Linked DNA regions of Homo sapiens: region 2 is linked to region 1. A link is an interaction called in ENCODE POLR2A ChIA-PET data of the cell type or tissue named here. Cell type or tissue: A673. All regions are shown on one strand.

Evidence for each region. Peaks named below come from ENCODE experiments on the same cell type or tissue, not always from the same donor. Only the 100,000 strongest peaks of a DNase experiment are listed, where the experiment ranks them.
Region 2: POLR2A ChIA-PET joins it to region 1 with 11 read pairs; 2 of 35 experiments call an interaction of 5 or more read pairs at or near these places.

Annotation. Positions count from the first base shown.
Region 1 is chr3:79,000,001-79,005,000 of GRCh38, forward strand. The region is part of intron 3 of ROBO1 (roundabout guidance receptor 1); the gene reads right to left. Among named protein-coding and RNA genes, the nearest start is that of MIR3923, 510 kb to the right of the region's middle. In A673, no CTCF peak of the experiment used is centred here; a DNase peak (open chromatin) is centred at 3,101; H3K4me3 peaks cover 767 bases.
Region 2 is chr3:78,327,015-78,332,014 of GRCh38, forward strand. No RefSeq gene overlaps it. Among named protein-coding and RNA genes, the nearest start is that of LINC02077, 280 kb to the left of the region's middle. In A673, no CTCF peak of the experiment used is centred here; no DNase peak of the experiment used is centred here.

The DNA of each region.
Region 1 (5,000 bases):
TTATTCATATGCCTTCCTCAATTATTAGACAATGTGAACTGTATTAATTCGTTCCCATGCTGCTATGAAGACCTACCTGAGACTGGGTAACTTATAAAGGAAAGAGGTTTAATGGATTCACAGCTCAGCATGGCTGAGGTGGCCTCAGGAAACTTACAACCATGGTGGAAGGGAAGGCAAATACATCCTTCACATGGCAGCAGCAAGGAGAAGTGCACAGCAAAAGAGGAAAAGCCCCTTAGAAAACCATCAGATCTCTTTGATGGGGTTGTTTTTTTCTTGTAAATTTGTTTAAGTTCCTTGTAGATTCTGGGTAGTAGACCTTTGTCAGATGGATAGATTGCAAAAATTTTCTCCCATTCTGGAGCTAGCATGTTTACTCTGATGATAGTTTCTTTTGCTGAGCAGAAGCTCTTTAATTAGATCCCATTTATCAAACAACCCCATCAAAAAGTGGGCAAAGGATATGAACAGACACTTTTCAAAAGAAGATATTTATGTGGCCAATAAACATATGAAAAAAAGCTCATCATCACTGGTCATTAGAGAAATGCAAATCAAAACCACAATGAGATACCATCTCACACCAGTTAGAATGGCGATCATTAAAAAGTCAGGAAAGAACAGATGCTGGAGAGAATGTGGAGAAATAGGAACACTTTTACACTGTTGGGAGTGTAAATTACTTCAACGATTGTGGAAGACAGTGTGGTGATTCCTCAAGGATCTAGAACCAGAAATACCATTTGACCCAGCCATCCCATTACTGGGTATATACCCAAAGGATTATAAATCATTCTACTATAAAGACACATGCACACGTATGTTTACTGCAGCACTATTTACAATAGCAAATACTTGGAACTAACCCAAATGCCCATCAATGATAGACTGGATAAAGAAAATGTGGCACGTATACACCATGGAATACTATGCAGCCATATGAAAGAACAAGTACATGTCCTTTGCAGGGACATGGATGGAGCTGGAAACCATCGTTCTCAGCAAACTAACACAGGAACAGAAAACCAAACACCGCATGTTCTCACTCATAAGTGGGAGCTGAACAATGAGAACACATGGACACAGGAAGGGGAACATCACACACCGGGGCCTGTCAGGGGGTCGGGGGAAAGGGGAGGGAGAGCATTAGGACAAATACCTAATGCATGCAGGGCTTAAAATCTAGATGACAGGTTGACAGGTGCAGCAAACCACCATGGCACATGTATACCTATGTAACAAACCTGCATGTTCAGCACATGTACCCCAGAATGAAAAGTAAAATTAAATAAATAAATAAAACCATCAGATCTCATGAGAACTCACTCACTATCATGAGAACAGCATGGAAATAACTGCCCCCATGTTTCAACCACCTCCCACCAGATCCCTCCCACGACACATGGGGATTATGGGAACTACAATTCAAGATGAGATTTGGGTAGGGACACAGCCAAACCGTATCGTGAACTTTGTGTGTAGTGACCATAACTAATTTTGTTTTCATATCATCACTGCCCAGAAATCTTTGACTTATGGCAGGTACCCAGTAAAGGTTATATAAATTATCCTAAAGAATAGAAGAGAGTTTCACTGTACTTTTTCTGCCCATCTATATATGAGTTAGTTTCTGTAAGATACTAGGCAATTTTTAAAAAATTATTTTAACAATAATTTGAGGTTCTCAAATTGTCTAGATGTTTCTCAGCAATCTCAAATATAGAGCTTATCACTATAATTTCCTAAAAGAAGCAATTCAACATTTAAATGTGTCTCTTTAATAATACTGAAGGCAACCTCACTGTGAGCTCTTTACTATTACATTTATGGAAAAAATAATCAATATTAAGGATAAGCAAAATATTAGATAACATAAACTTATTTAATTTTCAGTTTGGAGGAGAATGTATTATTTTTTCTTAGAAATGCTTTTTTTTAGAAAGTTAAAATGATCAGTTTAGAATTTCATTCAATCAACAAACAGTTATGGAGCTCCCACTATGTGCTAGGTGGTGTGGTAACTATTTGGATACTTTAGTTCTGTAAAATAGCCATGGGTCATCCCACACAGTGACAAGAGACTATAGATATTTACAGGAGAATCTGTAAGTAAGGAATTCAAGGAAGGCCTCCCTGATAAACTGACCATGAGCACATGTGAAGCAAGTGGCAATGACAGGCATACATGAAATGCTGGCCTGGAATGAAATAGACAATATGAAGGGGGATATGTCACACTCAAGTTGGCAGCATTGGAAATTAGGCTGCTCTTTTGGTCATGGAACCTACACCTCTCCCTACCTTCTTCAAATTTCTTCCAGTATTACTATTTCTAATTGGTACTTAATTAGCATTAAGTATCAATAGTCCAATATTTTGCTGCTTTCTTGGAAATATATGTTCATATGAAGAGATAAAATTAAATAATACCTATAAGAAATTTGTGTGTTTTGCATTTAATCTATCCCTCATTTACAGATAAGGAAGATTTAGAAAAGCTAAATATAATCAATTTCACAGTTCACCAGTGATAGTGTCAAAATTAGAGTACAGCCAGCCAGACACACAAAATGTGATAATTATTTATTAAATGAATGAATGACTCTAGAGGCCAAGCTGCTAACCACCACATTACTCCATAAATACTATGAATTTCCCAGGCTTATGTCAATTGCTAACCTGAAAATCATGTTCTTAAGCCACAGTATTAATACTTTCAATTTCATCTTTGCTTTCTTGAGGGTGTAACTTAATTAGTAGAGAAGGAAGTTGGAAACAGTGTCTCGGGATTCAAAAACATTTTCAACAAGTGAAGTTTGCAGCTAATACTTCACCTGTCTTTAGAACTCCCCTCTCTCAATGTGGCCCACTGTATTGCTCCAGGACTCAAAAGGGCCTCATTTTTCTCCATCTTCCACATTTCTCAGTCCCTGTGCCCATCCCACACTCCACATGAAAACCTCGATTCCCCAATGCTAAAGAGCTGAGCTCCAAGTAAAGGAAGATCTATAATCTGATTAAAATAATCACAGTAATTGTAAATCTCTTAATCCTCTTAGAAGCATTAACATTTTTTTAAATGTGGGAGTGGGGAAGCAAGCTGATATAGCCTCTAATTGTTGGCATTTTTGTACAGCATAAACATTATTATATTTTCCTTTGCTGGGATAGAAATGGCCATCACATTGACATGGCAATCTGCCCAGAAATCTGTCTCCAAACTGTCAAATTAACGCTGAATTTTCCTTGACAATGCTCATGCCTTCTCTGCTTTTGTTTGCTGTTTTGAAATCACCGGGAGGGGAGATTAAATTATTTTTAAATTTGGGGTTTGGAAATCAGGGTCTACACCCAGAACTAACATAAACTAGTTTCTTTAAAGAAAAATAAAGCAAAACAAAACAAACAAAACTTGATAAAGACTACTTAATTAGGAAAATAATAATAGAAACAATGCAACAATTCATACTAAATAGAAGTCAAAACATGCCGAACACTCTTTCAAGTACTTTACATATGTCAACTTATTTAGTTTTCACAGTAACCCCATCAAGTAGATACTCATATTATCTCAATTTTAATGATAAGGAAAGCAGCAAAAAAAAGAAAGCACACAAAGAAATTGTACGCATTTTACTGTGAAACATAATGAAAAATAAAAATTTCTATTGACATAATCCATTCAAGTTGACATGGCTAGTTGGTAATGAAGCAGGATTTCAAACCTAGGTATTTTAACCCGGAAGCCTTATAACCTATGCTCTACTGAAAAGCACACTGAGGAGGAAAAACTCATTGACAAATAATCCAGCTCACTGTGTTATTCCTAGGTTAAAAACTACAGCACTTCAATTCTGGAAGAGACTAAAATATCCACTGGTTCAATTCCTGCATATTACAGATGAAAAACCACATACCCATGGCATGGTGAAAAACTATTTAATGGCAGATTCGAAGCCAGCAACAACCTACTCTAAATCCAAGACATGTTTTTCTCCTGCACTATACCATAATCAGTCTATAGAAAACCCATAGAAAAATCCACAAACTCCAAGCCAAGGTAGACATCCAAAGTCCTTAGCAACCTATTTTGTGAGATCCAGTACAAATATAACTGTTGAGTGCCCCCATTTATAAATTACTTCTGAATTTGGTGCTATACAACATTTCTACCACAAGTTGTTCCAAGACTTTTGATTTTTTTTTAAACATGGGGATGTAAATTTGCGATATTTGGCAATTTTGGTATTTCTTCTTTCATGTGTTCATTTTTCTGTTTTTAAAATAACAATTTGCTCAAAAATCAGAAGACATATTCATCCCTTCTATAACTCCTGTCAAAGCAAAGTCAAGAAATTCATACTCCAATTTTATTCCCTAAATCACTTATTAATTCACAGAATGACATATGTGCAGGTTGTAAGTATTTAACTAGACACAGACTCTCGTAGTTTGAAAGGAGATACAGATGAGTGTATGCAATATGGCATGACTGTGGGCAAAGACAGTATGTAGAGGATGCTAGAGAAACATAAGAAATACATCAAATCTATCCTGGGTAGGTGAATGGGACAGCTAAGGTTTACCGGAAGATGAGACACCTGTATTGATTCATTAGGACAAACAGGAATTGGGATGGAAAACAGGGGAGGGAAAAGGACAGACAGGAAAGGATATAGACAGTGTATCCCCAAATAGAGGAAGCAGATGTTAGAAAAGCCAGAGGAGTAAGAGTGTATTCGTGTGGTTAAAATTGGTGCCCTAATTAGGCATGTGTGCAATGTAAGCAAATCAATAATTCCAACATATCCAAATACAAGGTGCTGTCTCATAAGAAAATGAATTAAACATTCTATTTCTATGGTTCACAAAGAAGAAAAGGTCTTTGTAAGGAAATAAGGAGAAGAAATAGAGTTACGGTCCCAGGGACCATAAAAATCATCAAAGCTCAGACAAATTAGCCAATATATTCTCACTACATTCTTCTAAAGGCTGCA
Region 2 (5,000 bases), 670 kb before region 1:
AATACCTTTCTCCACAACTCACTATTCCGTTCTCGATCTTAAAGATGCTTTCTTCACTATTCCCCTGCACCCCTCGTCCCAGCCTCTCTTTGCTTTCACTTAGACTGACCCTGACACCCATTAGGCTCAGCAAATTACCTAGGCTGTACTGCCGCAAGGCTTCATAGACAGCCCCCATTACTTCAGTCAAGCCCAAATTTCATCCTCATCTGTTACCTATCTCGGCATAATTCTCATAAAAACATACTTGCTTTCCCTGCTGATCATGTCCGATTAATCTCCCAAACCTCAATCCCTTACAAAACAACAACTTTCCTTCCTAGGCATAGTTAGTGTGGTCAGAATTCTTACACAAGAGCCAGGACTGCACCCTGTAGTCTTTCTGTGCAAACAACTTGACCTTACTGTTTTAGCCTAGCCCTCACGTCTGCGTGCAGTGGCTGCCACTGCTTTAATACTTTTAGAGGCCCTCAAAATCACAAACTCACTCTCTACAGTTCTCATAACTTCCAAAATCTATTTTCTTCCTCATACCTGACGCATACACTTTCTGCTCCCCGGCTCCTTCAGCTGTACTCACTCTTTGCTGAGTCTCCCACAATTACCATTGTTCCTGGCCCGGACTTCAATCCGGCCTCCCACATTATTCCTGATACCACACCTGACCCCCATGACTGTATCTCTCTGATCCACCTGACATTCATCTCATTTCCCCAAATCTCCTTCTTTCCTGTTCCTCACCCTGATCACACTTGATTTATTGATGGCGGTTTCCAATTTTAATTTTTAAGAGAGTGAATATTGATTAATATAATCTATATATATGTAAGCTCTATAGGGTTGTAGAGGAGGAAATATACAGTTCTGACTTTCTGTCACAGTCACCAGAGCTGTAGCGGAGAAAGTTTTCTCTCTTCCCTCTCTGAGTTCTTATCTGAACTGCCTGTAACAAAAGACAGATGAACAAAAGAAAAACAAACAGAAATGTATTAACATGCATACCTCCTGTATATACATAGGAGATACCCAAAGAAATGAGTAAATCTCCAAAAGGTGGTTTAGACTTCAGGCTTAAATACTATCTTCAGCTGGAACAGAAAGAGGAAACCAGTAATGGGGAGATGACCTAGAAAAGCACAGTTTAAAAAAAGTGAAGTTTGTTATGCAGATTTAAGTCAGCGCCTTAGCCATTAACAAAATTTTCTTGTGATTTACAACCATCTTTCTCTTTAGGAGATACTCTTACAAATGGATACTTCCTTCATAGATTTAGATTTCCTTATAAAAAAAATTCTACTCCGTTTTCAGAGCTTTTCCTTTGTCTGAAGTTTCTCAAAATAATCAACTTTAATTCTTAAGCCAAAAGAGGCATATTTTAATGTGGCGTACTCTGGTCTCCTACAGTCATATTTTGAGGTAGCATATTCTGTTCTCCTATAGTCTGCTAAATATTTTTTTTAAGAGTGTAAAGAGATCAGGAGGCAAAGAAGTTTGAAAACTGCCTAGCTAAAATATTATATAAAATGGGGCTTTTTTTTTTTTTTTTTTTTTTTTGAGACAGTCTTGCTCTGTCGCCCAGGCTGAAGTGCAGTGGCACGATCTCGGCTCACTGTGCAAGCTCCGCCTCCCAGGTTTCAAGCGATTCTCCTCCCTCAGCCTCATGAGTAGCTGGGATTACAGGCACGCACCACCACGCCTGGCTAATTTTTGTATTTTTTTTAGTAGAGACGGTGTTTCACCATGTTGGTCAGGCTGCACTCGAACTCCTGACCTTGTGATCCTCCCACCTTGGCCTCCCAAAGTGCTGAGATTACAGGCATGAGCCACTGCACTTGGCCACAAAGGGCTTTTTAAATGTGAAGTATCATATTCATAAAAACTGTTAAAATAAAAACTGAACTAGAATTAAGTCATTGGTAAATAGACTTGTATAATTAGCTGTTCCCTACTTTGTGTTCCAACCTATTTCACTACACATGTTTGTAATAAAACCTGTTCTTACATAGGATTAAGAAGACGGGTCTGGCTTGGCACAGCAGCTCACACCTGTAATCCCAGCACTTTGGGAGGCTAAGGCAGGTGGATCACCTGGCCTGGCCAACATGGCGAAACCCCATCTCTGCTAAAAATACAAAAATTAGCTGGGCGTGGTGGTGGGTGCCTGTAATCTCAGCTACTCAGGAGGCTGAGGCAGAAGAATTGCTTTAACCTGGGAAGCGGAGGTGGCAGTGAGCCGAGATTACACCAATGCACTCCAGCCTGAATGACAAGAGCAAGACTCTGTCTCAAAAAGAAAAAAAAAAAAAAAAAACAGGGGTCTGATGGCCTATTTACATGCATTTAAGAAATAATGAAACAACATTAAATTATGGCAGAGGAGTGTAAATGAAATTCATGTCTACATAATCAACCCAAAGCTACCATATTATTAAGGATGTGAAGAGTACTGGTATTCTGACACTTTTTTTTCCCAAGGGAAATACCATATTAGTGGCATATCAGTCCCTGTCAGACACTTAAAGAAGTTAAGGGTTGAGGTATGGGGGTACTCATTCTCTTCCCCTCTTGCTCTGGGAGCTGGGGGACATTGGTTTAGGAAACTAAGTATTCCTACCTGTACTTTTGAATCCTAAGACAGTAAAGCAAAGGCAGAGAGACAAACAGAAAATTCACAGCAGTCGTGGCAGGGTTGAAAATGTTGTGGGCTAGTAAGCATCTGCCCTACAGTAGTGGCAGCAGCTGTGGTGGCAAATGAGAGTCCACTGTTGGTGGTTCTAGTGTCAAAGACATGATCTTGCCTCTGTTTTCATCAGTCTAGTCTCTGTTGGTTCAAGTCCAAATTCTGAGTCTGATTCTGGAGCCTTCCCATGATACTGCAATTACCTTATCCTTCCAGTTAAATTATCTGCTTATTTCACCAGAATTGGGAATTTCGTTGTTTGCTACCCAGAACCCAACAAATACTGGCTGCTGAATTAGACAGATTTGGGCATTCAGTTCCAGTTTCACTATGTTCAAGCTATGTGAACTTAGCCAAATTGTTTCACCTCCTAAAAATGTAAAAATAATAATAATTGTCTCTTTAGTTTTGGTTTATTGATCTGTATATTAAAGTTATTGTTATGAAGATCAAATGAGATAATGCATATAAAAACAGTACAGCATCTGCTTGGAATACATTTGAAATATAATCAGAGAAAAGTACATTTCACAAATAAAATTACTCTAAGATTAATATGAGTGAATATAGACAAGACTTTACTCTTACATTTTTTCAATATTTTTTTTTCCTGAGAAACATGTAGAGTTTAACAAAAAATAACCATTAACTTTTCTATCATATTCCTCTAATCCATTTCTGTTGCTGTATCAAATCATCATTCCTTCTTTCTACTTAGAGCTCATTCAATACTGTTTTTTAAAGTAGTGATATTGGTATTTTGGATGGGACAAGTGTTTATTGTACACGGCTGCCCCAAGCATAGCATAATCATCACTGATTATTGCCCATTGATATGGTTTGAATATATGTCTCCACTAAATATCATGCTGAATTGTAATCCCCAATGTTGGAAGTGGGGCCTGGGGGGAGGTAGGGATCATGGGTAGGGATCCCTCTTGGTGTGGTGCTATCCTTGCAATAGTGATTTCTTGTGAGATCTGGTTAATGCAAAGTGTGGCACCTCCCCCCGCCCAACCACCACTCTCTCTTGCTCCTGCTCCCTCCATCTGAGATACCTGCTCCCCCTTTGTCTTACGTCATTATTGAAATCCTCTTGAGGCCTCCCCAGAAGCCGATGCCAGCACTATGCTTCCTGTACAACTTGTGGAATTGTGAGCCAATTAAACCTCTTATAAATTACTCAGTCTCAGGTATTTATTTACAGCAATGCAGGAATGTCCTAACAGGCCCACGTACGAGCCAAGGAAAAGTTTATCTCCATCCTCTAGAAGTTCACTGAAAATGAACTAACAAAAAGTGGATTATAGGAGAAAAAGGCATAGGAAATTTATTTTAATATGCATATGGATATGAGAGCTATACACAAAGTGAGAGACTCAATGAGGTGTCAAATGATTGAGGCTTAAATATTCTTTTCATAGGGGAGAAATGTATGGACCCAGAAAGCAGACATTATTTTGAAAATGATTCTCTATGGAAGTTAGATGGGAAGGTTATGGGAAGGTGAGAGGCAGAACTGCACAGGAACAAAAATTGTCTTATTATGGAGAAAAAGTCCTCCAGGTAATCTCTGGGAGCTTCCTCACAAGAATAAATACAAAGTCTGTTTGGGTGTGGTGATGACTTCTAGTCTCATCTCTTCTGTGGTGGTTAATCTTTCCTGGTTAATTGATGATGTTCCTCTTTTATTTCTATAAAAAAATACATGAGGCTGGGCACAGCGGCTCACGCCTATAATCCCAGCACTTTGGGAGGCCTAGGTGGGTGGATACCTGAGGTCAGGAGTTTGAGACCAGCCTGGCCAACATGGTGAAACCCTGTATCTACTAAAAATATAAAAAATTAGCCAGGCTTGGTGGTGGGTGCCTGTAATACCAGCTACTCTGGAGGCGGAAGCAGGAGAGTCACTTGAACCTGGGAGGTGGAGGTTGCAGTGAGCCGAGGTCACGACACTGCACTCCAGCCTGGGTGATGAGAGTGAAACTCTGTCTCAAAGAAAGAAAAAAAAGAAAATAATACACCTGAGACTTTGTGATTTATAAAGGAAAAAGGTAATTGGCTTATGGTTCTGCAGGCTTACAAGCCGCGGCTTCTGGGGAGGCGTCAGGGAGCTTTTACTCATGACCGAAGGCAAAGTGGGAGCAGACACATTACATAACCAGAGCAGGAACGACAGAGAGTGTGGCAGAGGAGCCACATACTTTAAACATCCAGAATTGGAGAGAACTCACTCACAGCCCACTACCACAAGGCTACCACCAAGCCATCTGAGATCCACCTCCCGACTCAAACACCTCCCAGTAGGCCCCACCTCCCA